Linked DNA regions of Homo sapiens: region 1 is linked to region 2. A link is an interaction called in ENCODE POLR2A ChIA-PET data of the cell type or tissue named here. Cell type or tissue: OCI-LY7. All regions are shown on one strand. Links, peaks and the distances in the headings refer to the core of each region. The heading gives the core; the rest is flanking DNA. Region 1 overlaps LOC124906109 (serine/arginine repetitive matrix protein 1). Region 2 overlaps HIBCH (3-hydroxyisobutyryl-CoA hydrolase).

Region 1 (15,737 bases), core at 6,423-10,422, 110 kb before region 2:
TAGAATAAAATTTAAAAACAAGTAAAAATTACAAAAAATTTGCAATATACATGACAGATAAGCATAACATTAAAGAGAACTTAGAAAGAAAAAATAGCCTACTAAAAATGAGCAAAATGCAAATTCGTCATCATGAGAGAAAAATGTAAATGGCCAAACATTTTTAAGAGAAGTAAAAACTTAAAACGATAATGCACCATCAAATTGAGAATAAAATAATACTCAGAGCTAGTAATTTGGGCCAGTGACCCTTGGAGTAGGATGTATAGCAACTAAAGAAACTCATACATTACTGAGAAGGGTGTAAATTGGCTCAACGATTCTGGAGAGCAATTTGACAGAATGTAGTGAAAGCGTCAAAAATGTTCACACACTTTGACTTAAAAATTACATTCCTGGAAATTTATAATACAAACATTTTCTATAAAAGGTCAGATGGCAAATACTTTGGGCTTTGAAGGCCACATATGTCTCTGTGGCTTTTCTTTTGTGTGTGTGTTTAAAAAAAAAAAAAACTGCCCCCCCTCCCCCCACCCTTGTTAGGCCATTCTTGCATTACTATAAAGAAATACCTGAGGCTGGTTAATTTATATGAAAAGAGGTTTAACTGGCTCATGGTTCTGCAGGCTGTACAGGAAGCATAATGCCATCTGCTTCTGGGGGGGCCTCAGGAAGCTTCCAATCATGCTGGAAGGTGATGGGGAGCAGATGTCTCACATGGTGAGAACGGGAGCAAGAAGGAGTTGGGGGGGAGGAGCCACATAAACAATGAGATCCCTGTGAGCTCAGAGTGAGAGCACACTTATCACCAAGGAGATGGCCCAAGCTATTCATGAGGGATCCGCCCCTATGATCCAAACACCTCCCACCAGGCTCCACCTCCAACACTGGAGATTATATCTCAACATGAAATTTGAATGGGACATCCAAACTGTATCACCCCCAAAATGTAAAGTCTCATCACAGTACATTTGGTAATGGCCAAAAGAGAAACCAAACTAAATGTCCGAGAATAAAAATTAGTTACAACTAGATACACGGAGGCAAGTTTTTAAAAAGTGTTAAAATTTTAAAATGTTGCAGAATGGTATCTATTGGATAAAATAGTATTTATGATTTATTAAGTGGAAAATACAGTTTACAAAATAATATGGTGTGATCCCGAAAACAACATAATCATGTGTGTATAAATGCATAGAAAAAAATCTGGAAAGATATAAACAGATATTTATAGTGGTCTAGGGCAGGGGATGGAATTGTAGATATTTGCTTTTTGTTTTATGTATATGTTTCCCATAATGAAATGTATTGTTTATATAATTAAAAAATATACGAAACTTTGCTTGGGGGACAACAAAGCACCTCATTTGTTAATTTGGGAAAATCTTTTATTACAATCTCTGTAAGGAGTTGGTTGCTCTCTCTTCTGTACTCCCTGATTACATAATGCTCTTCTGAGCACTTTTATTTAATAGCAGAATGGTTGATATCATTATTTAGTTAAGGTTTCCTCTATTATCGAACATCTGAGTTCCCAGTACACTAGTCTCCCCTTATCTGTGGTTTTGCTTCCAAGGTTTCAGTTATGATCAACCAAGATCTGAAAATATTAAATGAAAAATTCCAGAAATAAAACAATTCATAAGTTTTACATTGTGCACCATCCTGCTGTATCCTGTCCAGGCCATGGGTCATCCCTCTTGTTCAGTGTGTCCACACTGTAGATGCTCCCCTGTCTGTTAGTCACTTTGTAGTTGGCTTGGTTGTCAGACCTACTGTCAAGGTATTGCAGTACTTATGTCCAAGTAACACTTATTTAACTTAATAATGGCCCCTAAACACAAGAGTAGTAATGTTGGCAATTTGGGTATGCCAAAGAAAAGTCATAAAGTGCTTCTTTTAAGTGAAAACCCAAAAGTTTTTGAATTAGTAAGGAAAGAAAAAAATCCATATGCTGAGGTCGCTAAGATCTATGATAAGAATGAATCTTCTACCTGTGAAATTGTGAAGGAAAAAGAAATTCACGTTAGTTTTGCTGTTGTACCTCAAACTGCAAAAGTTATGGCCACAGTGTATAACTTTTATTAAAATATATTTGTATAACTGTTCTTATTTTACTTTTCTGTTTTATTTTTAGAGACAGGGCTTCATTCTGTCACCCAGGCTGGAGTGCAAAGGTGCAATCATAGCTCACTGCAGCCTCAAACTCTTTGGCTCAAGTGATCTTCCTGCCTCAGCCTCCCAAGTAGCTGGGACTGCAGGTGTGCATCACTACGCCCAGCTAATTTTTTAATTTTTTGTGCAGATGGAGTCTGACTCTGTTGCCCAGGAACTCCTGGCCTCAAGTAATCCTCCCGCCTCGGTTTTCCAAAGAGCTGGGATTACAGGCATGAGCCACTGTGCCTGGCTATTCTATTTTATTAGCAGTAATTGTTGTTAATCTCTTATTGTGCCTTATTTATATTAATAACTTAATCATAGATAGATATGTATAGGAAAAAACATTGTATATAAAGGGTTCAGTACTATCTGCAGTTTCAGATATCCATGAGGGGTCTTGAAACGTATCCCCCACAGGTAAGGGGGGACTTGTATTTCTCTGTTATAAATATGCTGGTTATTCTCCACTTGTTGTGTTTTAGTGCCATCTTCTGCTCTTCTCTGCTAGACTCTGTGCCTCAGAAGGTGGAATTTTTCATAAACTATTCCAGCTGGGGTCTCATGCCAGTTGGTTTTGACCAATGGGTAACACCATCAGTAGATTGGAGGATGGAAAAGGAAAAAAGGTTAGGATATGTTTCACCACCTCTTTTCCTGCTTCTGGCTGGGTTCTGATGGTGGCTTTGTCCCTTGAAGGCTCCTCCTGCAAGGCAGCCCTGCTCCACTGTGCCAGCCTTCACTGGGCTCTACTAACGTGATTCCCTCCCCTTATTTCTTCAGGCCTAGCTGTGCTAACTCCTAGGTACCTCCATGTTTCTTGTTTCCTTTCATCCAACCCTAACCCTAACTTCTATAAATAGTTCCCGCAATAAAGTCTCTTCAGCTGAAACATCTGAGTGGAAATTGATTCCTGTTATGACAGACTAAATATACTAAAGGAAACAGTTGATCATCATAGAACACAAATCTTTTATCCTTACTGCAACAGGGCCTGGATATTTGCAGATTTTATATCCGAGCTTTGAACTATTTGCAAGGTAATTATAGAGTGATTTACACATTTCCTGAAACAGGGATTTAAGTTTATGCTGTGAGGCTAGTGTTTGGGAATATAACACTCTGACTATTCTCCACTTCTCCGGTAGTTTTTGAGAAGTAATGCTCCATTGCATTTTATTGAAGAAATTATATATACAGTACAGTGGTGTCCACATTTTGATGTTTTCAGTGGAATCTTTAAGAAAAAGTTCTTACATGTAATCTAACATACAAATTAGATAAATGTCAAATTGCTCTGGTTGAGGCAGCATTGGGGAAACCTTCTTCCTATCTTTGAAGCCGACTTTGGGATGCCTCTGCAGAACCCCAGGGCTCCTTGGAACACAGTGTGAAAACACAGATTTGGAAAATCCTAGAGTCTGGAAGATATACCCTTCCTAAGTATCAAGTGTCTGTTGTATCTCTTTAGGTTAGATTCCTAGAATTTCGGTTGACAATATGATTTTACCTATTCAAGACACTCCTCACTGTGAATGATGTGACCCATCTCATGACTGCATCTGTTACCACATGCGGAATGCCAAAAAACCTCTCCTGACTTCTCATCATACTTTTAATTGCATTTTCATTACTGATAAAATATTTTCCCACGTCTCTTGGCCATTGATACTTTCCCTTCTCCTCCAACACCTTCTACATTTTTTTAGTCATACTTTCATGTTTGACCATTTCTCAATTCATCAATACATAAGAATTCCTTGTATGATGTTCTGATCATTATGCTAATGGTTTAATGAACAACACATTATGTCTGTGCTTTCATGATGTCCACAGAGTAGCAATATTGTAGTCTTATTATTTATCTTGTTTAATCCAATTAACAATTGAATTAATCATTTGTCACAACCTTTTATCACATTTGTGGCAAATACTTTTTCTTAGTTTGCCTCCTAGTTTTACGTGTTTTTATTATTTACAAAATTTAAAAAGTTTTTATTTAGTCAAATCTCTGGATTTTTTTCTTGTTTATATGCCTAAGATCCTTTTAAATCAAAGATCAGATCAATATTCATTTATATTTCCTCAAATTTTTTTTTACTATTTACTATTTAAGTTTTATTGAGCAAACATTTTTTCCCACAATTCTGTGATGATTGATGTATCATAAATTAACTTCTTTTATGCACTAGGCCGTATTTCTGGATCCTCTATTTAGTTTCATTCATCCTTCTTTGGATTACTGTGTCAATGGCATAGCATTTTAATAACAATAGGGTAATTTCCTGCTCAAATTCACTTTTTCGAAATATTTTTAATATTTATACCTCGAGATGAAATTTATTTACTCTTTTCAAGTGACTTGTTTGTGTTTATAAAAGTAATGCATTGCACTATTCACAATAGCAAAGACATGGAACCAACCCAAGTTTTCATCAATGATAGACTGGATACAGAAAATGTAGTACATATGCACCATGGAATACTATGCAGCCATAAAAAAGAATGAGATCATGAAGCTGGAAGCCATCATCCTCAGAAAACTAACACAGGAAACCAAACACCTTATGTTCTCACTCATAAGTGGGAGTTGAACAATGAGAACACATGGACACAGAGAGGGGAACAACATACACCAGGACCTGTGGGAGAGGGGTTGAGAGGAGGGAGAGCATCAGAACAAACAGTTAATGCATGTGGGGCTTAAAACCCAGATGACGGGTTGATAGGTGCAGCAAACCACTATGGCACACATATACCTATTTAGCAAACCTGCGCATTCTGCACATGTATCCCGGAACTTAAAGTAAAAATAAATAAATAAATAAAAGAGTAACACATTATGAAGAAAAATTTGTGGAAACTGAAAAATGTGAAAAAGTATAAAGAAGGAAATAAAACCTACTCTATGTACTACAGTTGTAACATTTCAGGGTATAACTTTCCAGTCATCTCTCTGTGTGTACGTATGTATTGTTTTTGCAAATATTACTAAACATATTGTTTTGTAAGCTGTTGTCTAATCACCACATATGAGCACTTCATTGTCATGAAGTATTCCTTTGAAATACGTTTTTTAATGACACATTAGCCAAGACCTCTAGAATAAGGAAGGTGAATGGTAGCAATGTCAGTAGGCAACTCTCAACCCTTCTGGACTCAGTCATATCCTTTCCTCAGTCATGTCAATCACATCAAACTAGAATTGAAGTTACCAATTGTCACACGGATCAGCACTGTGGGGCTTGCCATTGCTCCACCTCATAACTTGAAATCAGCTACTGGAAACTTGAAATTGGTGTTGACTGTAGTTCACTGGACTATAATAAGTTTTGCAGGCCGGGTGTGGTGGCTCACACCTGTAATCCCAACGCTTTGGGAGGCCAAGGCAGGTGGATCCCTTGAGGTTAGGAGTTCGAGACCAACCAGCCTGGCCAACATGGTGAAACCCAATTTCTACAAAAAATACAAAAATTAGCCAGGTGTGGTGTTATGTGCCTGTAGTCCCAGCTACTTGGGAGGCTGAGGTGGGAGAATCTCTTGAACTCAGGAGGCAGAGGTTGCAGTGAGCCGAAATTGTGCCACTGCACTCCAGCCTGGGCAACAGAGTGAAGTCCTGTCTCAAAAAAAAAAAAAATAGTTTTACAGCACTTGTCACCTATATCTCTTTTGTTAGGCATATGTAAAAATGACTTGACCATAGGCTATTAGGTAGTTTAAAAATGTGGTTGACTCACAACAAGGACCAGACTTGAACTGATAAAGTTGTAAGAGATTCCTAACTCCATGTTGCACAATCTTATTTTTGTGTTCCTTTTAAATCATTAACTAATATAAATCATTAATACCTGCCTTAGAAAAGATTGTATAATGAAAGCAAAGCACATTTATGATTCAGGGAAGGAATCCTTAACATTTGTGATAGAACATTTAAAACTCTGAGTGTTTTTAAGGTACGGTGCAAGGTTACTAACCTATGTAAACTAGTGGGAGTAGAATGTGGTCCTGAGTGATACAAGTAGATAAGATATGAAAAGCAAAGGATAAATTTCTAGTGTATGTCATAGCGGATATATTTACAGTCATGAAGGCATGGGAATATAGGCATCTCTCTAAAAGCTTTCATTGGGCCTTGAGTTTTTAATCTTTATTTTACCACACTCTATCCACACACACATATGCATACACACACAAACTGCATATACGTTAAACTTCATAAAATGGAAATTATCTTTTTTTTCCCTTACCTTTCCACAGAAGTGTTGTTTACTAAATTCGCAGATGTTAAATATAGTAAATGCCAAAGCCTTGGAGTTTACGAATCCTTAGGATTTGAATTCCCCCATCTCAAGGGAATTAAAGCCTGACATCGAAGAGTAAAAAATTCAGGGAAGGATCATTGGACTGCCTTTCCTGTGCTCCCTCTGGACGTTCCTTCATAAACTGCCAAGGCCAACCTCTGCTGATTAGATGTCAGTTCTCTGCCGTTTGGTACAAAGGTTATCCTCTGGAGCAAGCATGTTATCAATGACTCATTTCCTCCCATTCTTAAACTTCCCTAGATATTTTCTTGTTTATTTTAGTTTTCCACAGACCACTCTAAAATCAACTTATTCTTGGATCCTCCCTGATACATTTTAGTTTGTAAAATGATTTTATTGCATACTTTGCTATGTTGAATATTTACATCCTGATTGCTTACCCCATTTTGTGTATTTTGCTTTCGAACAAGTTTGCCTACCTTTATTTTTGGAATATTTTGGCAGTCTATCTTTTGATATTTTGTGGCAAGTATGAGTATGTATTTAATTTCATAGGGAATAGTGCATTTAAAAGTCATTTAATTTCTTAAGCATTAAAAATTGAGCCTTAAGAGCCTTCTTTAAAATGTCCAATACACAGAATCAAATTATTTTCCTAAACCGCACCCATTCTATCTCTTCCACACCTGATATTACCAAATCATTCTGGTAAAAACTTAAGCCAACAAGAGACTGGAAAGGCAAGAGGAGACAAGAAGAGGTAGATTTCTCATATGCTGATTATACTGTCTTATGAATTTGTTAAGTAATTTCCTTCTGTGATATAAGGTGTGTCATTTAGTTAACACTGTAGAGACATTTTAAATATATTTGGGAAAATGGGATTGTACTGTTACTCCTAACACCTCACAACTTAAAAACAATTTTAACTTTCAAATCCCTTCATACGTATTGAGTATTTGATCCTAAATGCTTTTCACAAGTCTTGTAATAGAATGTGCCAACAGTGAAATGTTTGCTTATTGTGATTAATCTAGAGTTTCCACAAATGAACTGTTATAAATGGAAAGAAAACACTGGAAAATCAGAAAGAACACACACGGTTATTTTTGAACTTAGTTCACATAGTTTCTTTCTTCCTAACATTCCCCCTACCCCCCTACTCCCTCATACACATTTTTTCCTTCTTTTACTCTTTCCACAAGGTTATGAAGAAAGGTTAAATATAGTCGTCCCTTGATATCCACGGGATGCTTGGTTCCGGGATCTCCAACACTCCTCCCACTGTGGATACCAAAATCCGAGCATCCTAAAGCCCAGCAGCTGACTCAGCAGAACCCGTGTGTACAAAAATTCAGCCCTCTTTATAGGCGGGTTTCACATCCCTCAAATATTGTATTTTTGATCTGTGTTTGGTTGCAAAAACTCCACTTGTAAGTGGACCCACGCAGTTCAAATCCATGTTGTTCAAGGGTCAACCATATATTACTTGACATATGCGGTTAAATTTTATCTTGGAAATAGCAACAAATGCAGTTATTAGTTACTTCTGTGAGGATCAAGGAGTTAAATGAAAGTTGGAGACCCACTGCTTGATACCAAGATGAGGAAAAGGAAGCTAATTCCCTGTTACCACTTACTTCACTGCATCTCTGGTCTCCCGTTCTCTTCGTTTAGACAGTCTTATCTACGGATGAGTACAGAGGTTTTGACTCCAGAGTCTAGGAGACAGTGTACAGCAGCAGCTGTCTAATTTGTTTTCAAAACTGGGGGAAAAAAGCTTTGATATTACCATTTATCATAAATCTTTCATCAGCTGAAAATTATTTCCTACCTCATTGACTTTGAATTTTTTTTTTGAGACAGAGTCTTGCTGTGTTGCCCAGGCTGGAGTGCAGTGGTGCAATCTCAGCTCACTGCAGCCTCTGCCTCCTAGGTTCAAGCGATTCTCCTGCCTCAGCCTCCTGAGTAGCTGGGACTACAGGCACCTGCCACCAGGCCCGGCTAATTTTTTTTGCATTTTTAGTAGAGATGGGGCTTCACCATGTTAGCCAGAATGGTCTCGATCTTCTGACCTCATAATCTGCCTGCCTTGGCCTCCCAAAGTGCTGGGATTACAGGCATGAGCCACTGTGCCCGGCAACTTTGAATCTTAGTAACACATATCAAACATTGCTGTCTTGCCTTCCACTGTCTTTGTGCTCTGAGTTTTTGCTCCTAAATGTAGGCAGAAATTATACAAATTTAAATTAATTTTACCACTAGTATTGTGGGATGGGTCATTTTTCCTTTTTAATTTAGGAGTTTGAGGCAAGAGTTTCAAAGGAGGGTTTCTGAACCTCGTAGGTGAATATCAGAAAACAGAATATCAATTTTTACTATTTTCTTTTTCCTTACCTCCTTCTTTATCTGCCATAGGAAAAGAGAATATAGTATTTAGAATAGTAGAAAGCCTCAGCCACTTAAATACCAGGACAATATAAATGAGACTGTAAAGGACTCAACGTTTTCCCATATAAGTGGAAAAACATACCATTTCAACACTCATTTGCTTTTATTTCCCCTTCCTGAAAGAAATATCAAATATTGAGGAATCTAGGGTCCATCAGAGGGAAGTATATATATATATATACTGTAACATACCATAAAAAATTATATACTACTTACATATTATTATTGCTATGTATACATACATGCAAGCAATTATAGGGAAACCCAGTGGAGCTTAATGGCCATAATTTTTACAGAAGATCTTCTTGATTATACTTCCCTGGGACTTGCTAATATCAGAGAATTGGGTTGTTTTTTCTCTTTTAAAAAGTTTATTTACTTATTTTAGATTCAGGGGTACATGTGCAGATTTGTTACATGGATATATTACAAAACAGTAAGGTTTGGGCTTCTAGCATACCCATTACCCAAATAGTGAACATTGTACCTTATAGGTAAATTTTTTTTAACCTTTACCCCCATCTCAACCTCCCCCTTTTTGGAGTCCCCAGTGTCTATTATTTTCATCTTTATGTGCATGTGTACCCTTGGTGTAGTTCCCATCGGTAAGTGAGAACACACAGTATTTGATTTTCTGTTTCTGAATTATTTCACTTAGAATAATGGCCTCCAGCTCCATCCATGTTGCTGCAAAGGACATGATTTCATTCTTTTTTATGACTGCATAGTATTCCATGGTATATATATACCACATTAAAAAAAAATCCATTCATCCATTGATGAACACTTAGGTTGATTCCATGACTTTGCAATTGTGAATGTGCCATCATAAACATACAAGGGCAGGTGGCTTTTTGGTATAATGATTTCTTTCCTTTTGGGTAGATGCCTAATAGTGGGATGGCTGGGTTGAATGGTAGGTTGAGAAATCTCTATACTATTTTCTATAGACGTTGTGCTCATTTACACTCCCACTAATGGTGTATAAGGGCTGCCTTTTCTCCACATCCATGCTACCATCTGTTGTTTTATAATTTTTTAATAATAGCTATTCTTACTGGCATTTTTCATGTGTTTGTTGCCTTCTTGTTTGTCTTTTTTTGAGAAATGTCTGTTCATGTCCTTTACCAACTTTTTTTTTTTTTTTTTTTTTTTTTTGTTGGCAAGAGATCGCCCTGCTATGTCGCCCAGTGTAGAGTGCAGAGTGCAGTGGTACAATCATAGCTCACTGTAGCCTCAAATTCCTGAAGTGCCCACTTTTTTATGGGATTTTTTTGTTTTCTTCTTGTTGATTTGTTTGAGTTCCTTGTAGATTCTGGATATTAGTACTTTGTCAGAGGCATAATTTGCAAATAGTTTCTACAAGAGACTGAAAGGGCAAGAGGAGATAAGAAATAGATCTCTCATGTGGTGATTATACTGTCTTTTAATTTGTTAAATAATGTCCTTCTGTAATATAAGGTACCTCATTACTTAGGTAATACTGTAGGTTGTCAGTTTATTCTGCTGATTATTTCTTTTGCTGTGCAGAAGCTTTTTAGTTTAATTCCCATTTGTCTATTTTTGTTTTCATTGCATTTCCTTTTGGGGTCTTAGTCATAAATTCTTTGCCTAACCCAATGTCCAAAAGAATATTTCTTAGGTTTTCTTCTAGGACTTTTATAGTTTCAGGTCTTACATTTAGGTCTTTAATCGAGCTTGAGTTAATTTTTGTCTATGGTGAGAGATAAGGGTCCAGTTTCATTCTTCTGCATATGACTAGATAATTTTCCTAGCACCATTTAATGAATAGGGTGCCCTTTCCCCGTGGTTTATTTTTGTCGACTTTGTCAAAGATCAGCTGGTTGTAGGTATATGGCTTTATTTTGGGGTTCTCTATTCTGTTCCATTAATCTATGTGTGTCTTTTTGTACCAGTACTAAGCTGTTTTAGTTACTATAGCCTTATAGTATAATTTGAAGTAATGTAAGGCCATTTGGCTTTGTTTTTGTTGCTTAGGGTTGTTTTGGTTATTTGGGCTCTTTTTTGGTTCCATGTCAACTTTAGGATAGTTTTTTTCTAATTCTGTGAAGAATGACATTGGTAATTTGATAGGTATTGTGTTGAATCTGCAGATTGCTTTGGGTAGGTTATTTTAAGGACATTGATTCTTTCAATCCATGAGCATGGGATTTTTTTCTTCTGTTTGTGTTATGTATAATTTCTTTCATCAGTGTTTTGTAGTTTTCCTTGTAGAGATCTTTCACCTGTTTAGTTAAATATATTCTGGTATTCTATTCTTTTCTGTGGCTATTATAAATAGGATTGAACTTTTGCTTTAGTTCTCAGCTTGAAAATATTTGGTGCATAAAAATGATACTGATTTTTGCACATTGATTTTGTATCCTAAAACTTTACTAAAGTTGTTGATCAAGTCTATGAGTCTTTTTGGAGGAGTCTTTAGGATTTTCTAGGTATAAGATTATGTCATCAATGAACAGAGATAATTTGTTGGAATGTCCTTCATTTATTTCTCTTGCCTGATAGCTCTAGCTAGTAATTCCAGTACTATGTTGAATAGCAGTGGTGAGAGCGGACTTCCCTGTCTTGTTCTAGCTCTTAGGGGGAATGCTTTCTACTTTTCCTCATTCAGTATGAGTATCAGTTGGTTGTGGGTTTGTCATATATGGCATTTATTATTTTGAGGTATCTAGTTTGTTGAGAGTTTTTATCATAAAGGGATGATGGTTTATATCAAATGCTTTTTCTGCATCTGTTGAGATGATCAAATGGTTTTTGTTTTTAATTCTGTTGATGTGGTTAATCACATTTATTGATTTGAGAATGTTGAATCATCCTCGCATCCCTGGAATAAAGTCCACTTGATCATGATGAATTATCTTTTTTATGTGCTGTTCGGTTGGGTTTGCTAGTATTTTTGTTGAGGAGTTTGGCATCTATGTTCACAGCGATATTGGCCTGTAGAGATTAATTTTTTTGTGTGTTCTTGCCTGATTTTGGTATCGGGGTGATACTAGTTTCATAGAACATCATAGAATTTGTAAACCAACTTATCAAACTTAGCAGGACAGATCAATTTACTCATTTGGGAATGTTTTAATGCTAAATTTAAATATTTATTGCTAAAGTGAGGTCAAGACTGTATCTACATAAAATGAATATTTTTAAATAATAAAGATAATTTGACATTGCATACTAGAAATATGTAAATTATGTTAAATCTACAAATGGACATTGTACTATTTCTATGCACCAAGGCTTGTGTTCTTGGAAAATACAGTACAAAGTCTTTATAATGTCAGTGTTATGTTGTGAATGTGTTACGTATGTATTTTTATTTCAATCTTTAGAGACATATTTTGGTATGCCATATCTCAAAGTTGAAAAATGTATTAAGACTTTTTTTTCTAAGAAATTTCATTTGGAGGGATTAGCTTATTGAAAACATGGAAGCCTTTCAATCTTGTTTGATGTGGTATATTCACCATCTAGTGGCAACTCACTAGAAATCAAGTGCATGTAGTAAAGACAAAACTTGTCCAAAAGGTATTTTGGGAATTAGCCATAAGGAAAAATGTGGCAGATATGTGTAATGCTCCCTGATTTCCTTAAAAACCACTTTTATATTTGTTACAAAACAACTATCTAGTCTCAAGTGACACAATAGAAAATGTAAATAATTATAGAGAAGAAGCGAGTCACTCGTATTTTCACCATCCCCCAAGGATAACCACTGTTAACATTTTGGGTGTGCATAACCACTGTTAACATTTTGGGTGTGCATTTCTCTAAAATGTTTCTGCACATGTATACACACATTTTTTGGTCTAACAGAACTATCTTTATTTAAAATTTTTCCAATTTTATAAATGCTCCTATGCTTATCAGCTGCTATTTGAATCAACACTCTGAGCATGGATACTGGTTGATGATCTGAGAAATAAGCCATAATTGCCTGCCAGACCCACATAATCTTGGAACTCACGAACATTCCCAGTATGTAAATGGATGATTAAACTCCATGGCCTCTTGATCCAAGTTGGTCCATTCACAGCTCAAAAAAGTTACACTAGGCTAATCAGATTGCTCTGCTGAGTTCAGAAAATGAGAAACAGATTAATCAATTAGCAAGTGTGATAAAAGCAAAATAGAAATGTAAAAAATAACTATTTAAAAGCAATATTATGAGATGATGTCATGAAGTAGAGTTGGAATCAGACAAGCGAAGGCAAATAAAAATCTCTTGGAAGTCAAATTAGTATGAAGGTACAGAAAACATATAGGGAGATCAGTTTTCTCTGGTCTGCTGGCCCTGCTTCAAAGTGATACTGATAGAAGTCAAATCCGATTATGTCATCTTTCTGCTTAAATACCCTTAGACAGGCTTCATAGTCCCTAGAGACCTGACCCTTCCCTACCTCTATTGTGCCACTGTCAAAATGCTGGAGTCACCTATTATGCTTCATCTGCGCAGAGTTTCTCTATCTAAAACAGTTACCTTTCCTGGGAAGCTTTCTCTGATTCCAACACTATAACAGGTGGCCCTACTGTGTGCTTCCATGGCTCCATGTAACCTTCAGAGCCTAACACTAACACGGCAGCTGGATCATAATAGCCCCTCCATGATTAGACAAAGCACCAAATAGAAGCAGACATTCCGCAAGTTTGCATGAGGTTCCATGCGGCCAACAAGAGAGGGAGATAGAAAGGAAAGGGCCCCAGATGTGGCTCCCCTTCCAAATACTTTCAGTTCCCAGTTTAACCTATGTGATCCTTTCAATATTTCCACCATAATGCATGGGTCCAGTCCTGTTCTTTGGGTTGCACAAAATAATTAGCACAAGCATACAAAAAGGCAAGAGTAATATTCAAAATACTGAAGAGCTATGGTACACTAAAGTGCCCTGGGGGTAAGTCTGTGTGTGCCAGCCTGCAGCAGGTGGTCTCAGCCCTGGAAGGAACAGCATGATGGACACCATGGATCCCTTCTGGTATGCAAGCACTATCACAAGGAGCGCCATCTCCGAAAGGATCTGGGCCCACTATGAGCACATGGGATGGAGTCTAGTGTAGTCAGCTATGGCCAGTCACCTGGCAGGTGCCAGGTTGGTTTCTTCATCAGTACCCTCTTGGGAATCCTTTGGGCCCAAGGAAATAGGTTGTCTGGCAGTGAGCAGTGGCTATTTACCAATCATTTTGGAAGTATTTCAATGTCTTAACAATCACATAGCCATACTGATGCTTATCTGATGAATACTAGCCTTGCAACAGGGCTGATTTAACTTGCTTTGGATACCAAGCAAAAAGGAAGGGAAAGGATCCAGAGGATTTCATTACCTAACTGCTGGTACCTCCAAAACCTTGGGATCCATAAGGATACTCATTCATGCCCATAGTGCAAAGGAGGAAATGGTAAATCCCTTAAGTGCTATTGGGTTACAGCTGTCACAGTATCCTATAACACCATTTTGTGACTGATAAATTGAAATGAACACTGCTGTTTGGAGTCAGGGAATCAAGTTCTATTTTCCCCAGTTCTTGTCTTTGTAGTTGGGCAATGCCCTACTTCTGGCCTTTAGTTGTATGACCCAGGTCTCTTTGTTTGGGAAGACACCAGGGACTTCTTGCAGGTGGTCTACATTCTGTGCATCCATGCATCCCGCAGTTGGCCTTGGCCAAAGGAGTAACTCTGAGACTTCCATGCTTATGTCCTTGGGGTGGGGACCAATGAGCTCACTGTGGGTCAGAGAACCTTGCTCTGGCTTGGCAAGGCACATTGGCGTCAAACACACTCTTCACTCAAAAGACCATTTTGTAAATTTTTAGAAAAATCACAAATGCAAAGGAAGGAAAACGAGTGGGTTGCAGCACATTTCCAAGAGGCGTGAAAGGGGTAGAGGGCTGAGTCTTGAGATTTCCTACTCACCCCATGAGTGAGGAGGCAGGGTAGAGTTGACTAGGTAACGCAGCCAGTTAGAGTTAGGAAAAGGCAGGATCTCAGAAGTTCTTCCAGGAGTGGGCTATTGGGACAATTAAAATAAGCATCTTGCATTTCATTCCTGGCATTCGCAGACATCCTTGATTGGTGGTAGAGCTTCAGGGAGAGGGGGATGGGACAGGGCTGGGTGTGCTGAGGGGCCTCAGTCCAACAAGAATGACTTTTTGGCAGTTTCTCCAGAGCCTTCATTGATTGCCAATCATTGATTTCCAACAAAGGAAAGCAGGAGGGAGTTACTTTTCCATCCTTCAGCCCTTTTGCTGGCTCCTGGATAATCTTTCACATGTTATGGGTACTTATATCAAAGAGCACTTGCATTTTGACAAATAAATTTTACAACCTTATTTTTTCCACATTAATGCCAGGTTTATACTGGTTAGAAGATAACAAAGTTATTTGTATACAACATTTCCTTCATAATTAGTATATGAAATTTGTAAGCCCTCTTACCATGTCCCAGCATTAGGTTTTTGAAAGATTCAGACAAAATATAAGATACAGTTCCTATCCTCAAGGAATGTACAATTTGAGAGAGAAAATTAGCATTAAATTACGACAAAAAATCATGTAAGAAGTAAGTCATAAGCCAAGTGCAGTATGTGTGCCTGTAGTACTGGCTACTGGGAAGACTGAAGTGGAAGGATCACTTGAGCCCAGGAATTTGAGTCCAGCATGGGCAACATTGTGAGACTTCATCTCAAAAGGGTGGGGGTGGGGGGACGGGAGAGAGAGAGAAAGAGAGAGAGAGAGAGAAGTAATGAACTATGAATTAGAAGTGTAATTGAAATTCAGGTAGGAGAGTTCAGTAGAGGTCACAGTAAAATACTACTGCAGAAAGATAAGTCTTGAGCCTTTAGGATGAATAAATT
Region 2 (15,737 bases), core at 7,922-11,921:
CGTTCTGCACACGTATATATAAATATATATATAAATGTGGGGCACCTAGAACTTACACATTGCAGCAAGAATGCAGTTTGGCAGTTTCTTACAAAGTTAAACATAAACTCACCAAGACCCAACAGCCCCACTCTGCGAGATTTATCCAAAAAAGTGTAAACACGAGTCCACACAAATGCTTATATTTACATGTTCATTGGAACTTTGTTCATAATAGCCAAAATCTAGAAACAGCTGAATGCATATTAATTACTGAATAAACTTATTGTGATATATTTATACAATGGAATACTACTTCTCTAAGAAGGAATGAGCTGCTGCTACACACAGCATGATAAATCTTGGAAGCAGTATGTCAACAAAAGATGGTGGATGCAAAGGACCACTCATTGTATGGCTTTATTTTTATGAAATTCTAGAAAAGATAAAAGTATTTGAATAGAAAACAGATCAGTTGCCAGAGGGTAAGGAGAACTCTTTGGAGTGTTAGAAATGTTCTATATCTTGATTGTGGGGCTAATTATACAACTGTATACACTTATCAAAACTCATAGAACTATGCACTTAAGTGAATTTTATTATATATAATTTAACATCAGTAGAACTATTTAAAAAATAAAATGACATACTGACAGTTGGCCTATAGATGTATGCATTGTATTTGCTGAATGTACCCATTATAGTATACCATTTATTGCTATTAATAAGAGCAATTTAATGCCAGTGTTGATGGATACATTGTGCTTTGGGGAAAGAGTATGATAAAGGGGAAAATGCATCAGTTTATGTAGACAGAAGAGAAAACAGTTTTCTAGTTCACTGATGGGCCTTAGCGACCCTTAAATGCTACCATTGGCATTTAGGAAACATAAAATAGTAGTACTTGTATCTTTAGATAGTATCTTTTCATTTTATATAAATTGTTAATGCCTTTAAGAAATTACCAGAAAAGTCTTAAGATCAGGTTGCAAAAGGCAGCCTTCTTGCACTGGCTCTAAGCCTTTTATTGTAGATACAAAAAAGAATATTAGTGCCATGTTTTGAAGGTCTGTTTTGGTCTTTATATAGTAATATGACATTTCAGATTGGTGAAAATATACTAAAAAATAGAAATATTTCTGTGAAACTGCACTAGTCAATGAAATAGACATTGACTTGTTCTTGTTTTAAATATTTTGTATTTGTATTGGTTTATTGTCAGTCGGAACACTTCTGGAAATGATTTATAGATATATGTTTGTAAGGTTTAAGATGATTACTTAGAAAAATATTTACAGTTCAAAGCAGAACATAACTCTTAAATATGTTTGATTTAAACTAGCTTAAAAAATTAAAAACTAACAGAGTATAATAGAGCTTTTGTCACTTGGTTTCAATATAACAGATGATGTGACTTATTATTAAAATACTTGTGAATTAAATTTTACCTTCAGCTTAGTTTCATTTAACCCTGAGGACAAATGCCAAGAGATATTTCCCATTTAAGCCTTACAACAACACAACACAGCTCCAGATCTTCAGTGGCAATATTGTAAAATACCTTAAAATGGCAGTTACTCCATGAAGGTGTGTGCACCTCTGTCTGCTTGTCTCCATTCTGTTACGTCTTTTTCTCTCAACCTCTTACCTTTTGCTTTATTGAGTGATATCTAGCACACACCATTAACTCCTGGAAGCTTGCTTAACCCTTATCTCCTGGCACCTATGACAAAGTATTTCATATGATAGGTATGATGAATGAATGAATGGTGCCACAGCAGCCACTGAAGTATGAAAATGACAATCCAGTATCTGTTCTCAGGGAGTTTGCAATCTAGTGGAACACACACATAAACAATTACAATGCAGTGTGGCAAGTGTGTCTAAAGTAGAGGCACAAATTATTATGGATGTCCATAAAACGATGGAGGGATTCTGAGAGGCCTCATGAGGAAGTGTAATCTGAGCAAAGTCTATGTGAGTTGCCAGGTGCCAAAGGGTATTCCAGAGAGAATACCACATACTTAGACAAATGTTTGGAAAGTGCAGAGCAAGGAACAAGGAGTAACATACCAGGAAATACGGCCAAAAAGATGACTGGGGGCAGATTGTAATGGTCCTTATGTTATACTTAACTGCTTGAATTCTGTGAGTTTTTTCTGAGTATGCATATTTTAAGAACTCATGTTTTTAAATTGTAACATACAGAAAAATACAGAAATCATATATTTATACCTCAATATTTTTTCACACATGAACTAAAGAAATGTTGGAGGCTGAAAGATTGAGGGTCGTGATTAACTCAGTATCCTACCACTGGAGGCTATATGAGTAAACAACAAACTGTTCTCATAAATGCAGAATGTTGGCAAACTGACAAACTGCGTATGCCACCCATAAGGAATGCTGAGGGCAGTCATGTCCCAAGTGCAATGTTTCTTGAGATTCGGTACATCTGAAGCCTGTTAGTAATAATATGAACCTGTGATTAATTAAGCAGCTGACCAATCATTACCTCTTCCTCCTTGCTCTTGTTACCCAATAAATACGAAGGGCTGTAGAAGCTCAGGCACTGCCTTTGCTCACTAGAAGCAGGGAGCCCTCTTCTTCTTCCCCTGGCCCCTTCCTTTAAAACAGTTACTTTTGTCTTAAGTTTTCATTTCTAGTTCATCCCCCTTCACTCAGTCTCGTAATGACAGTCTCAAGTAGTAACAGTTGTAGTGAAGGTCTCAAGTAGTAATTGTGGCAGTCTGCCACAAAGAAACATTTACAGAGTGCCCCAGATGTCTTACTTGTGTGCCCTCCTACTCACTACCTCTTCTCCAGAATACATAACCATTATACTGGCTTCTCACACCATACGTTTTGTTTGAGGTTTTTTTTTTTTTAGAGTCTTGCTCTGTCACCCAGGCTGGAGTGATCTTGGCTCACTGCAGCCTCCACCTCCCAAGTTGAAGCAATTCTCCTGCCTCAGCCTCCCGAGTAACTGGGATTACAGGTGCCCGCCACCATACCTGCTAATTTTTATATTTTTTAGTAGAGATGGGGTTTCACCATATTAGTCAGGCTGGTCTTGAACTCCTGACCTCAGTTGATCCACCCGCCTTGGCCTCCCAAAGTGCTGGGATTACAGGTGTGATTGTTTGAATTTTATATAAATGAAATTGTATCATTTTGTGTCTAGTTTCTTTTGCTCAGCACTATATTTGTGAGATTCATCCAGATTGTACTTACATGACAGTAGTTTGTTCATTCTAAGATGCTCCATTGTTTGATGTATTGCAGTTCACTTATTCATTTCTACTGTTGGACATTTGAAGTTATTTGCAGGATTTTACTGTTAGAAATAATTCTGCTGTAAACAGTTTTGGCCTTGTGATAACATAGACACACATTTCTATGGGTTATATACCCAGAAGTAGTGCTATAAAATCATCAGGTAGGTGTATATTCATCTTCAGTAGTTACTGTTAAATAATTTTCTAATATAGTTGTATCAGTTTACATTCAAGTACTAGTTGCTCCGCATTCTCACCCGCATTTTGGTGGTGGTGGTGGTGTTTTTGAGATGGAGTTTCACTCTTGTTGCCCAGGCTAGAGTGCAGTGGCACAATCTCAGCTCACTCCAAGCTCCACCTCCCAGGTTTAAGCTATTCTCCTGTCTCAGCCTCCCAAGTATCTGGGATTACAGGCATGTGCCACCACTCCTGGCTAATTTTGCATTTTTAGTAGAGATGGGGTTTCACCATCTTGGCCAGGCTGGTCTCTAATTCCTGACCTCATGTGATCCACCTGCCTTGGCCTCCCAAAGTGCTGGGATTACAGGCGTGACCCACCATACCCAGCCCAACATTTGATATTGTCTTTTTCATTTTAATCTTTCTGGGATATATAAAATAGCATGACATTACGGTTTTAATTTGCATTTCCATGTTGATTAATGAAGTTGAGCACCATTTCATATATTTATCGTCCATGTGGGTAGTCTTTCTTATGAAGTTCCTGTTAAATCTTTATGATTAATTTGTAGGAATCCTCCTGGATGTAAATCCTTTGTCTGATAATACATATTGCATATATTATCCTCTGTATTCATCTCTTTTCACACTGCTGATAAAGATGTACCCCAGACCAGGCAATTTACAAAAGAAAGAGATTTAATGGACTTATATTTCATTGAGGCTGGGGAGGCCTCAAAATTATGGCAGAAGGCAAGGAGGAGCAAGTCATGTGGAAGAGGGAGCTTGTGCAGGGAAACTCCTTTTTATAAAACCATCAGATCTTGTGAGACTTATTCACTATCATGAGAACGGCATGGGAAAGATCTGCCCATGTGATTCAATTACCTTTCACTGGGTCTGTCTCACAACACGTGGGAATTTAAGATGTGATTTGGGTGGGGACCACAGCCAAACCATATCATCTTCTTTTCTGTGACTTGCCTTTTCTCTCTCAGTGGTGTCATATGATGAGCAGAAAATGTTAATTTTAATGTAATCCAGCTTATCCTTTTTTCCTTTATAGTTCTTTTATATCCTGTTTAAGAAATCACTGTTCCTCCAAGTTTTTAAGGAATAAAACATGTTACATATGAAGGCTTCAGGTTTCTCAACAATATTGGAAGCTAAAAGGCAATGGTTCATTGCCCTCTGTGTCAAGGGTCCCCAAGATCACTCCTGAGTTTGGCAACCCACTAGAAGGACTCACAGGACTCAGCATATATATATTATTACATTTTGTTTTTTGTTATTTATTTATTTTTTTTGAGATAGAGTCTTGCTCTGTCACCCAGGCTGGAGTGCAGTGGCATGATCTCGGCTCACTGCAAGCTCCGCCTCCCGGGTTCACGCCATTCTCCTGCCTCAGCCTCCCGAGTAGCTGGGACTACAGGTGCCCGCCACCACACCTGGCTAATTTTTTGTACTTTTAGTAGAGATGGGTTTTCACCATGTTAGCCAGGGTGGTCTCGATCTCCTGACCTCGGGATCCACCTGCCTCGGCCTCCCAAAGTGCTGGGATTACAGGCGTGAGCCACCATGCCCGGCCTCTATTATTATGTTTTTTGTCATAAAAGTAATGGCAAAAACTACAATTGCTTCTGCACCAACGTATAGTTGTACTCTTGTAGCAAAAGAATACAAACCAGAATCAGCAAAGGGAAAAGCACAGATGGTGGAATCTGGAGGAAACCAGGTGTAAGCGCCTAAGAGTCCTCTTCCAGTGGGTACTTGCACCTCCAGCAACTAGTTGAGATCTTGTGAAGTGCATTAGAGACTTGGCACACAGGACTTTTATTGGGGACTGGTAGTGTAGGCACTCTGCTTAGCACATACCTCAATTCCAGACTGCCAAAAGGGAAGTAGGTGTTGAATCTTCTTTGTGGAAGACTTATGCTTGCATATATTTCATTGGATTTATCCCTAGATATTTGGTGTTTTTTGATGTATGTTTAAATGGTGTCATTTTAAAATTTAATTTTCTATTTTTTGATATATAGAAATAAAATTGAAATTAAAAAAAATTTTTTTGAGATGGAGTCTTGCTCTGTTGCCCGGGCTGGAGTGCAGTGGCACAGTCTCAGTTCACTGCAAACTCCACCTCCTGGGTTTAAAGGATTCTCCTGCCTCAGCCTCCCAAGTAGCTGGGATTACAGGCACCCGCCACCATGCCCAGCTAATTTTTGTAGTTTTTAGTAGACTGGGTTTCACCATGTTGGTCAGGCTGGTCTTGAACTCTTGACCTCAGGTGATCCACACACCTTGGCCTCCCAAAGTGTTAGGATTACATGTGTAAGCCACCATGCTGCCCTGAAATTAAGTTTTATGTTTTGACCTTATACCTAATGATTTTGCTAAACTCACTTTTTTTTTAAGTGAGTTATTTATGGTTTGCAGATTAGGTTGAATTTTCATCATTTGTATACATAATGTCATATTTCCTTCTTCCTTTATTCCTTCTTCTCCTTTTCTTCTCCTCTCCCTCTCTCCCTTCCTTCCTCCGTCTCATACCCCCTTTATTTCTCCCTTCTCACCAGCTTCCTATACTGGCTAGCACTGCCAGCAAAATGTTCAGTAGAGGTGATGATAGCTATCTTTGTCTTATTCCCAGTCTTAAGGGGAAAGCTTTTAAGAACATTAAAAATGTTGAGTTTTGTAGGTTTTCTGTGGATATTCTTTGTCAGTGTGAAGAAGTTCATTCTGTGCCTAGTTGGTAAAGAGCTTTTTCGGTAATTACTGTTTTGAATGAGAGTTGGATTTTATCATGCTTATTTTGCTGCGTCTATTGAGATGATCATATGATTTTTGCCCTTTATTAATGTAAATTACAGTAATTTTTGATGATCAAATGTTTTTAATTTTGAGGAAGTCTGATTTATCTTTTTCTCTTTTATCAGTATTGATTTCTGTGTCCTAAGAAAACTTCAGCTACTTGCAGAATATCTTCCTGTGCTTTCTTCTGGAAGATTTCTAGTTACTGCTTTTTTGTTTAGGTCTAGATCTATCTCACATTAATTTTTTGTGCGTAGTGTAAAATATAGAAGTCCAGGTTAATTTTTTCCCACATTATTATATAATTGTTCCAGCACAGTTTGTTGAAAAGACTTCTTTCTTCCCCATTGGATTGCATTGGTGTCTTTTGTCAAAAATCAAATGACATTGTAGATAGATGGGAGTCTGTTTCTGGGACAATGGCTTTTGAAAGAACTAATTATGTATTTCTGGAAGAAGCCTTATTTTTTCGTGATACGTGTTTTACATATTGTTGGATTTGATTTGCTAGTATGTTTAGGATTTTTGCATTATGTTTATGAGAGATTGGTCTATAATTTTTCTTGTAATTGTCATGTCAAGTTTTAGTAATAAGGTTATGCTAGACTCATACAACAAAGTAGGAAAGGTTTCCTGTTTTCCCTGTTCTCTGGAAAAGTTTATATAAATTTAAGATACAAATTTTATTAGTAAAGCCATCTGGGACTGAAGTTTCCTTTGTGAGAAGGTTTGTAATTTATAGATTATATTTCTTTTTTTGAGACTGAGTCTTGCTCTCTCGCCCAGGCTGGAGTGCAGCGGCACGATCTTGGCTCACTGCAGCCTCCACCTCCTGGGTTCAAGCGATTCTTCTGCCTCAGCCTCCCTAGTATCTGGGAATATAGGCACGCGCCACCACACCCAGCTAATTTTTGTATTTTTAGTAGAGACGGGGTTTCACCTTATTGGCCAGGCTGGTTTCGAACTCCTGATCTTGTGATCTGCCCGCCTTGGCCTCCCAAAGTGCTGGGATTACAGGCGTGAGCCAAGATTATATTTCTTTAATAAAGAATACGTGACTTTTATTTAAGTTGTCAGATTTATTGGAAATGTTGTTCGTAATATCTTTTGATGTCTGTGGTACCTGTAATGATTCCTTTTTTACTACTACTGTTTTTTTTCTCTCTCTCTTCCACCCACCATCCCCATTTACTTTATTTTTCCATCTTTATATTTTCAGGCTCTTTATTGGTCAGAATTCTTAGTTGTAGAAAAGAGAGTTCACACCAGGTACTCTTAAGCAGAAAATGTTTTATTAAGGGGCACAGACAGCACAGACAGCTTACAAAAGTGTAGGGGACCCAAACAGAAACCCTTTAATTTTACTGATTAGAATGGGGAGCTTACAACAGAGGCAACTATTAAAATGTGCAGAAGGTATTCAGAAGATTGTGAGCAGGCATATATGAGAGATTTCATTACAAGCTCTCTACAGTAACCAACCATAATGCAGAATAGAAATTCATTATTTTGGACTTTTGCTACCTGTCAATTTAACTGTTACGTTTTTACGGACTTGTTAAAAAAGTGATTAGATAGACTGTTTTAGATTTTCCTTAAAAAAAAAAAATCCAGCCATATAAGATGCTTCTAATAGTAGTGTCTCTTAGTTTAGTTTTATTTTCTGTGCACTATTTGCCCTTGTAGAAAACATTGTTTCTGCTGAAAATGCTTTCAGGTAGTGTATGTTTTGACCTGTTTTGCACTGATTTATTTCTCTTGTGCCTTGCAAGTGTTTAAAAAAATTTGCAATTCATATTATTTCTGTACTATAATATGAACAAATGCTTTATCCTCCCCTCTGACCTCTGTAATGTGGAAAGAACATTGAATATTACTTCATTGGTTGCCATCTGTGGCTTGCTTACACTTTTTTCTTGATGGTATTTTTAGCAGTTCAAAGAAAGTTTTTAGAAATAGTGAATTTGGTTTCTGAATTGAAGGATTAGAAAGTTTATCTCACAGCATGTTAGCAGATTGGAAATATGCTACAGCCTTTATTCAGAGGAGAGCAAAATTACACCCATGTATATTCTTCCTACACCTTTAAGCATTCCTTTGAGTTGGATAGGAGATAAGCCAATTTGTTTTCTTTAATTAGGCTCTTAATCCCTCATTTGCTGTTCATTGTCTCTACTCTGTACTTAATGGAAGTCAATATCAGTTCTGTTTTTAATGCATTTTTTAAAAGTAAAGTGATCTAAATATACATGAATTCCAAACAGTTAGAGTTCTGTATTAGGGTTCTCCAGAGAAATAGAACCAATAGGAGATACATAGGAAATCTCAGGATATAGCCTCTACCTTTGCATACCCCATACAGTAGGCATGTCACACTGTATATTATTGGGTGTTCTGGGAGACTTTTGAAGGGAGTGGCAAAGGCAATATCCTGAGTTTTCCTTTTGTTAGAAATTTCCCATGTCTAGATAAAACTTGTCAAAAGAAGGGTTCTTTGGGGTGTTACCCAAAGGGCAGTGATTATAATTCTGATAATGCTCTTTAAGTGCAAGAATCACGTCCTCTTTGTTATTGTCTCCCCTGTAGTGCATTGTAGGTGCTCAGCAATATTTTTGAATTGAAATGAGAATATGAATTGTTTGATAAAGGAGAAAAGAAGTTGTCTCTTTGACAATAGGAGACAACTGATTTTCCTTCCCCCTAATCTTTAAACAAATCTTTAAAGGGTCAGATAAATGGGTTGAGCCACTTACCAGTGTTCCATAAGAAGTAGAAATGTGTTCACTAGGTTGTATGGGTACAAAATTATATCAATACACATTTCTTGCATAGCTAAAGATCCAAGTCCCAATAATTTATCAAATTTTCTAGAACAGTCTGTGTTCTCTCTCTCTCTTTTTTTTTAATTATACTTTAAGTTCTAGGGTACATGTGCACAACCTGTAGCTTTGTTACTTTTGTATATGTGCCATGTTGCTGTGCTGCACCCATTAACTCATCATTTACATTAGGTATATCTCCTAATGCTATCCCTCCCCCCTCCCCCCACCCCACAACAGTCCCTGGTGTGTGGTGTTCCCCGCTCTGTGTCCAAATGTTCTCATTGTTCAATTCCCACCTATGAGTGAGAACATGTGGTATTTGGTTTTCTGTCCTTGCGATAATTTGCTGAGAATGATGATTTCCAGCTTCATCCATGTCCCTACAAAGGACATGAACTCATCCTTTTTTATGGCTGCATAGTATTCCATGGTATATATGTGCCACATTTTCTTAATCCAGTCTATCATTGTTGGACATTTGGGTTGGTTCCAAGTCTTTGCTATTGTGAATAGTGCCACAATAAACATATGTGTGCATGTGTCTTTATGGCAGCATGATTTATACTCCTTTGGGTACATACTCGGTAATGGGATGGCTGGGTCAAATGGTATTTCTAGTTCTAGATCCTTGAGGAATTGCCACACTGTCTTCCACAATGGTTGAACTAGTTTACAGTCCCACAAACAATGTAAAAGTGTTCCTGTTTCTCTTCCTCTTCAGCACCTGTCGTTTCCTGACTTTTTAATGATCGTCGTTCTAACTGGTATGAGTTGGTATCTCATTGTGGTTTTGATTTACATTTCTCTGATGGCCAATGATGAGCATTTTTTCATGTGTCTGTTGGCTGCATAAATGTCTTCTTTTGAGAAGTGGCTGTTCATATCCTTTGCCCACTTTTTGATGGGGTTGTTTGATTTTTTTTCTTGTAAATTTGTTTAGGTTCTTTGTAGATTCTGGATATTAGCCCTTTGTCAGATGGGTAGATTGTAAAAATTCTCTCCCATTCTGTAGGTTGCCTGTTCACTCCGATGGTAGTTTCTTTTGCTGTTTAATTAGATCCCATTTGTCAATTTTGGCTTTTGTTGCCATTGTTTTTGGTGATTTAGTCATGAAGTCCTTGCCCATGCCTATGGCCTGAATGGTATTGCCTAGGTTTTCTTCTAGGGTTTTTATGGTTTTAGGTCTAACATTTAAGTCTTTAATCCATCTTGAATTAATTTTTGTATAAGGTGTAAGGAAGGGATCCAGTTTCAGCTTTCTACATATGGCTAGCCAGTTTTCCCAGCACCATTTATTAAATAGGGAATCATTTCCCCATTTCTTCTTTTTGTCACGTTTGTCAAGGTTGTAGATGTGTGGTATTATTTCTGAGGGCTCTGTTCTGTTCCATTGGTCTATATCTCTGTTTTGGTACCAGTACCATGCTGTTTGGGTTACTGTAGCCTTGTAGTATAGTTTGAAGTCAGGTAGTGTGATGCCTCCAGCTTTGTTCTTTTGGCTTAGGATTGACTTGGCAATGTGGGCTCTTTTTTGGTTCCATATGAACTTTAAAGTAGTTTTTTCCAATTCTGTGAAGAAAGTCATTGGTAGCTTGATGGGGATGGCATTGAATCTATAAATTACCTTGGGCAGTATGGCCATTTTCATGATATTGATTCTTCCCATCCATGAGCATGGAATGTTCTTCCATTTGTTTGTATCCTCTTTTATTTCGTTGAGCAGTGGTTTGTAGTTCTCCTTGAAGAGGTCCTTCACATCCCTTGTAAGTTGGATTTTAGGTATTTTATTCTCTTTGAAGCTATTGTGAATGGGAGTTCACTCATGATTTGGCCCTCTGTTTGTCTGTTAATGGTGTATAGGAATGCGTGTGATATTTGCACATTGATTTTTGTATCCGGAGACTTTGCTGAAGTTGCTTATCAGCTTAAGGAGATTTGGGGCTGAGATGATGGGGTTTTCTAAATATACAATCATGTCATCTGCAAACAGGGACAATTTGACTTCCTCTTTTTTTTTTTTTTTTTTTTTTTTTTTTGAGACGGAGTTTCACTCTTGTTGCCCAGGCTGGAGTGCGGTGGCACAATCTCGGCTCACTGCAACCTCCACCTCCCAGGTTCAAGCGATTCTCCTGCCTCAGCCTCCCTAGTAGCTGGGATTATAGGCATGTGCCACCATGCCCGGCTAATTTTGTATTTTTAGTAGAGATGGTGTTTCTCCATGTTGGTCAGGCTGGTCTCGAACTCCTGACCTCAGGTGATCTGCCCGCCTCGACCTCCCAAAGTGCTGGGATTACAGGCGTGAGCCACCGCACCTGGCCTGACTTCCTCTTTTTCTAATTGAATACCTTTATTTCTTTCTCCTGCCTGATTGCTCTGGCCAGAACTTCCAACACTATGTTGAATAGGAGTGGTGAGAGAGGGCATCCCTGTCTTGTGCCAGTTTACATAAGGGAATGCTTCCAGTTTTTGCCCATTCAGTATGATAATGGCTGTGGGTTTGTCATAAATAGCTCTGATTATTTTGAGATACGTCGCATCAATACCTAGTTTATCGAGAGTTTTTAGCATGGAGGGCTATTGAATTTTGTTGAAGCCCTTTTCTGCATCTATTTAGATAATCATGTGGTTTTTGTCCTTGGGTCTGTTACGTTTATTGATTTGTGTATGTTGAACCAGCCTTGCATCCCAGGGATGAAGCCAACTTGATCATGGTGGATAAGCTTTTTGATGTGCTGCTGGATTCAGTTTGCCAGTATTTTATTGAGGATTTTTGCATCAATGTTCATCAGGGATATTGGTCTAAAATTCCCTTTTTTTGTGGTGTCTCTACCAGGCTTTGGTATCAGGATGATGCTGGCCTCATAAAATGAGTTAGGGAGGATTCCCTCTTTTTCTGTTGATTGGAATCGTTTCAGAAGGAATGGTACCAGCTCCTCTTTGTACCTCTGGTAGAATTCGGCTATGAATCCGTCTGGTCCTGGAGTTTTTTCGGTTGGTGGGCTATTAATTATTGCCTCAATTTCAGAGCCTGTTATTGGTCTATTCAAGGACTTAACTTCTTCCTGGTTTAGTCTTGGGAGGGTATATGTGTCCAGGAATTTATCCATTTCTTCTAGATTTTCTAGATTATTTGTGTAGAGGTGTTTATAGTATTCTCTGATGGTAGTTTGTATTTCTGTGGGATCGGTGGTGATATCCCCTTTATCATTTTTTATTGCGTCTATTTGATTCTTTAATCTTTTCTTCTTTATTAGTCTTGCTAGCTGTCTATCAATTTTGTTGATCTTTTCAAAAAACCAGGTCCTGGATTCATTGATATTTTGAAGGGTTTTTTGTGTCTCTATTTCCTTCAGTTCTGCTCTGATCTTAGTTATTTCTTGCCTTCTGGTAGCTTTTGAATGTGTTTGTTCTTGCTTCTCTAGTTCTTTTAATTGTGATGTTAGGGTGTCAATTTTAGATCTTTCCTTCTTTCTCTTGTGGGCATTTAGTTCTATAAATTTCCCTCTACACACTGCTTTAAGTGTGTCCCAGAGATTCTGGTATGTTGTGTCTTTGTTCTCACTGGTTTCAAAGAACATCTTATTTCTGCCTTCATTTCGTTATGTACCTAGTAGTCATTCAGGAGCAAGTTGTTCTGTTTCCAAGTAGTTGAGCGATTTTGAGTGAGTTTCTTAATCCTGAGTTCTAGTTTGATTGCACTGTGGTCTGAGAGACTGTTACAATTTCTGTTCTTTTACATTTGCTGAGGAGTGCAACTTTGTGGTCACTTTTGGAATAACTGATGTGGTGCTGAGAAGAATGTATATTCTGTTGATTTGGGGTGGAGAGTTCTGTAGATGTCTGTTAGGTCCACTTGGTGCAGAGCTGAGTTCAAGTCCTTGATATCCTTGTTATCTTTCTGTCTCGTTGATCTGCCTAATGTTGACAGTGTGGTGTTGAAGTCTCCCATTATTATTGTGTGGGAGTCTGAGTCTCTTTGCAGGTCTGTAAGGACTTGCTTTATTAATCTGGGTGCTCCTGTATTGGGTGCATATATATTTAGGATAGTTAGCTCTTCTTGTTGAATTGATCCCTTTACCATTATGTAATGGCCTTCTTTGTCTCTTTTGATCTTTGTTGGTTTAAAGTCTGTTTTATCAGAGACTAGGATTGCAACCCCTGCTTTTTTTTGTTTTCCATTTGCTTGGTAGATCTTCCTCCATCCCTTTATTTTAAGCCTGTGTGTGTCTCTGCACATGAGATGGGTCTCCTGAATACAGCACACTGATGAGTCTTGACTCTTTATCCAATTTGCTAAGCCCTGACCCCAGAGGTGGAGTCTACAGAGGCAGGCAGGCGTCCTTGATCTGCGGTGGGCTCCACCCAGTTCAAGCTTCCCTGCTGCTTTGTTTACGTACTCAAGCATCAGCAATGGCCGACGCCCCTTCCCCAGCCTCGCTGCCTCCTTGTAGTTCGATCTCAGACTGCTGTGCTAGCAGTGAGTGAGGCTCCGTGGGCATGGGACCCTCTGAGCCAGGTGCAGGATATAATCTCCTGGTGTGCCGTTTGCTAAGACCGTTGGAAAAGTGCAGTGTTAGGGTGGGAGTGTCCTGATTTTCCAGGTACCGTCTGTCACGGTTTCCCTTGGCCAGGAAAGGGAATTCCCCGACCCCTTTTGCTTCTCAGGTGAGGCGATCCCCCGCCCTGCTTTGGCTCATATTCTGTGGACTGCACCCACTGTCTGACAAGCCCCAGTGAGATGAACGTGGTACCTCAGTTGGAAATACAGAAATCACCCATCTTCCACATTGCTCACTCTGGGAGCTGTAGACTGGAGCTGTTCCTATTCGGCCATCTTCTGTGTTCTCTTTTTAACAATTGAAGGTATATTACATGAGCTCCTTTAGCTTTCTTTATCTTCCCTTCTTTGATTTTCTCTAACATGTTCCTCACTTCCTTGCCAAGGGCAATAGCCCTTTCCATGCTCTCATTCTATCCTTTCCTGCCTCCTCTAAGAACTAATTATATTAATTTTCTCCCTCTTTGAGTTTCTTCAATTTTGCCTTCTTGGGTTATTGGCACATTTTCTTCTACCATTATTTTCAGAAAGCTTTTGTAAACAAATCACAAAGCCTTTCCTTGACTCTGTTTTTCTTCACGCCTACCATCCTGACTCAGTAATATTTGAGTGACTACCACTTATCAGGCATTGTTCTTGGAGCTAAGGAAATAGTGGTGAAAAAAAGGAGTTACTTAATAGGGCATGGTGGCATGCATGTAGTACCATATACTCAGGAGGCTGAGGTGGGAGGATCCCTTGAGCCCTGGAGTTTGAGGCCAGCCTGGGCAACATAGCAAGACCCTGTCTCTTATTTATTTTTTTATTATACTTTAAGTTCTGGGTTACATGTGCGGAACGTGCAGTTTTATTACATAGGTATACATGTGCCCTGGTGGTTTGCTGCACCCATCAACCTGTCACGTACATTAGGTATTTCTCCTAATGTTATCCCTCCCCTAACCCCCAACTCCCAACAGGTCTCAGTGTGTGATGTTCCCCTCCCTGTGTCCATGTGTTCTTATTGTTCAACTCCCACTTATGAGTGAGAACATGTGGTGTTTGGTTTTCTGATCTTGTGATAGTTTGCTGAGAATGATGGTTTCCAGCTTCATCCATGTCCTTGCAAAAGACATGAACTTATCCTTTTTTATGGCTGCATAGTATTCCATGGTGTATATGTGCCACATTTTCTTAATCCAGTCTGTCATTGATGGACATTTGGATTGGTTCCAAGTCTTTGCTATTTTGCATAGTGCTGCAATAAACATACGTGTGCATGTGTCTTTCTCGTAGAATGATTTATAATCCTTTGGGTATATACCCAGTAATGGGATTGCTGGGTCAAATGGTATTTCTAGTTCTAGATCCTTGAAGAATCACCACACTGTCTTCCACAATGGTTGAACTAGTTTACAGTCCCACCAACAGTGTAAAAGCGTTCCTATTTTTCCACAGCCTCTCCAGGATCTGTTTTTTCCTGACTTTTTAATGATCGCCATTCTGACTGGCGTGAAATGGTATCTCATTATGGTTTTGATTTGTATTTCTCTAATGACCAGTGATGATGAGCATTTTTTCATATGCTTGTTGGCTGCATAAATGTCTTTTTTGAGATATTCACTTCTAATTATTACTTGATGCAATGTTCTCTTCTTGGGTTTTTTTTTTTTCCTCCTTTTTGACTTCTTCAGCCTTTGACATTCTTGAACCTTAGACAAATTCATATGGAAGCAGGAAATTTTCCCTGACACCTTCATGGGCAGTAACTGTAGTGCACAGGTGCTAGGACTAGCCGGCCGTTTCTGTGCCAGCAGGGACAGACTCCATTTGCTTGGTCCTGCTACTTTCCACCCCTCACAGGAGGTGGGGAACACAAGTGAGTGAGTGCAGAAGCTGGGTTGAGGGCTTTTGGGCACTGACGGGAGCAAAACTCTGTGCAGCCCAGCAGCAGCGTCTAGGGGGTGCCTATGACCCCTGAAGCCCAGAAAGAGTGTTACAGTCAGTGCTTTTTTAGCTTTGCCATCTGCTGATGGCTTACGTGTTAGCAGCTCAGTGGAGGGTCAGTGTGCCAGACTTTTGCACCTTCACCTGAGTGAGTTCTTGTCCGACATCCAGGGGGAATGAGGT

Evidence for each region. Peaks named below come from ENCODE experiments on the same cell type or tissue, not always from the same donor. Only the 100,000 strongest peaks of a DNase experiment are listed, where the experiment ranks them.
Region 1: POLR2A ChIA-PET joins it to region 2 with 6 read pairs; 2 of 35 experiments call an interaction of 5 or more read pairs at or near these places.

The regions. Positions count from the first base shown.
Region 1 is chr2:190,325,568-190,341,304 of GRCh38, reverse strand. It overlaps LOC124906109 (serine/arginine repetitive matrix protein 1), which reads left to right. Exons shown (of 1, transcript XM_047446773.1): 1 at 1-3,049. Among named protein-coding and RNA genes, the nearest start is that of INPP1, 10 kb to the left of the region's middle. In OCI-LY7, for the core only: no CTCF peak of the experiment used is centred there; no DNase peak of the experiment used is centred there.
Region 2 is chr2:190,221,965-190,237,701 of GRCh38, reverse strand. All of the region lies in intron 11 of HIBCH (3-hydroxyisobutyryl-CoA hydrolase), which reads left to right. Among named protein-coding and RNA genes, the nearest start is that of AKAP19, 49 kb to the right of the region's middle. In OCI-LY7, for the core only: no CTCF peak of the experiment used is centred there; a DNase peak (open chromatin) is centred at 9,821.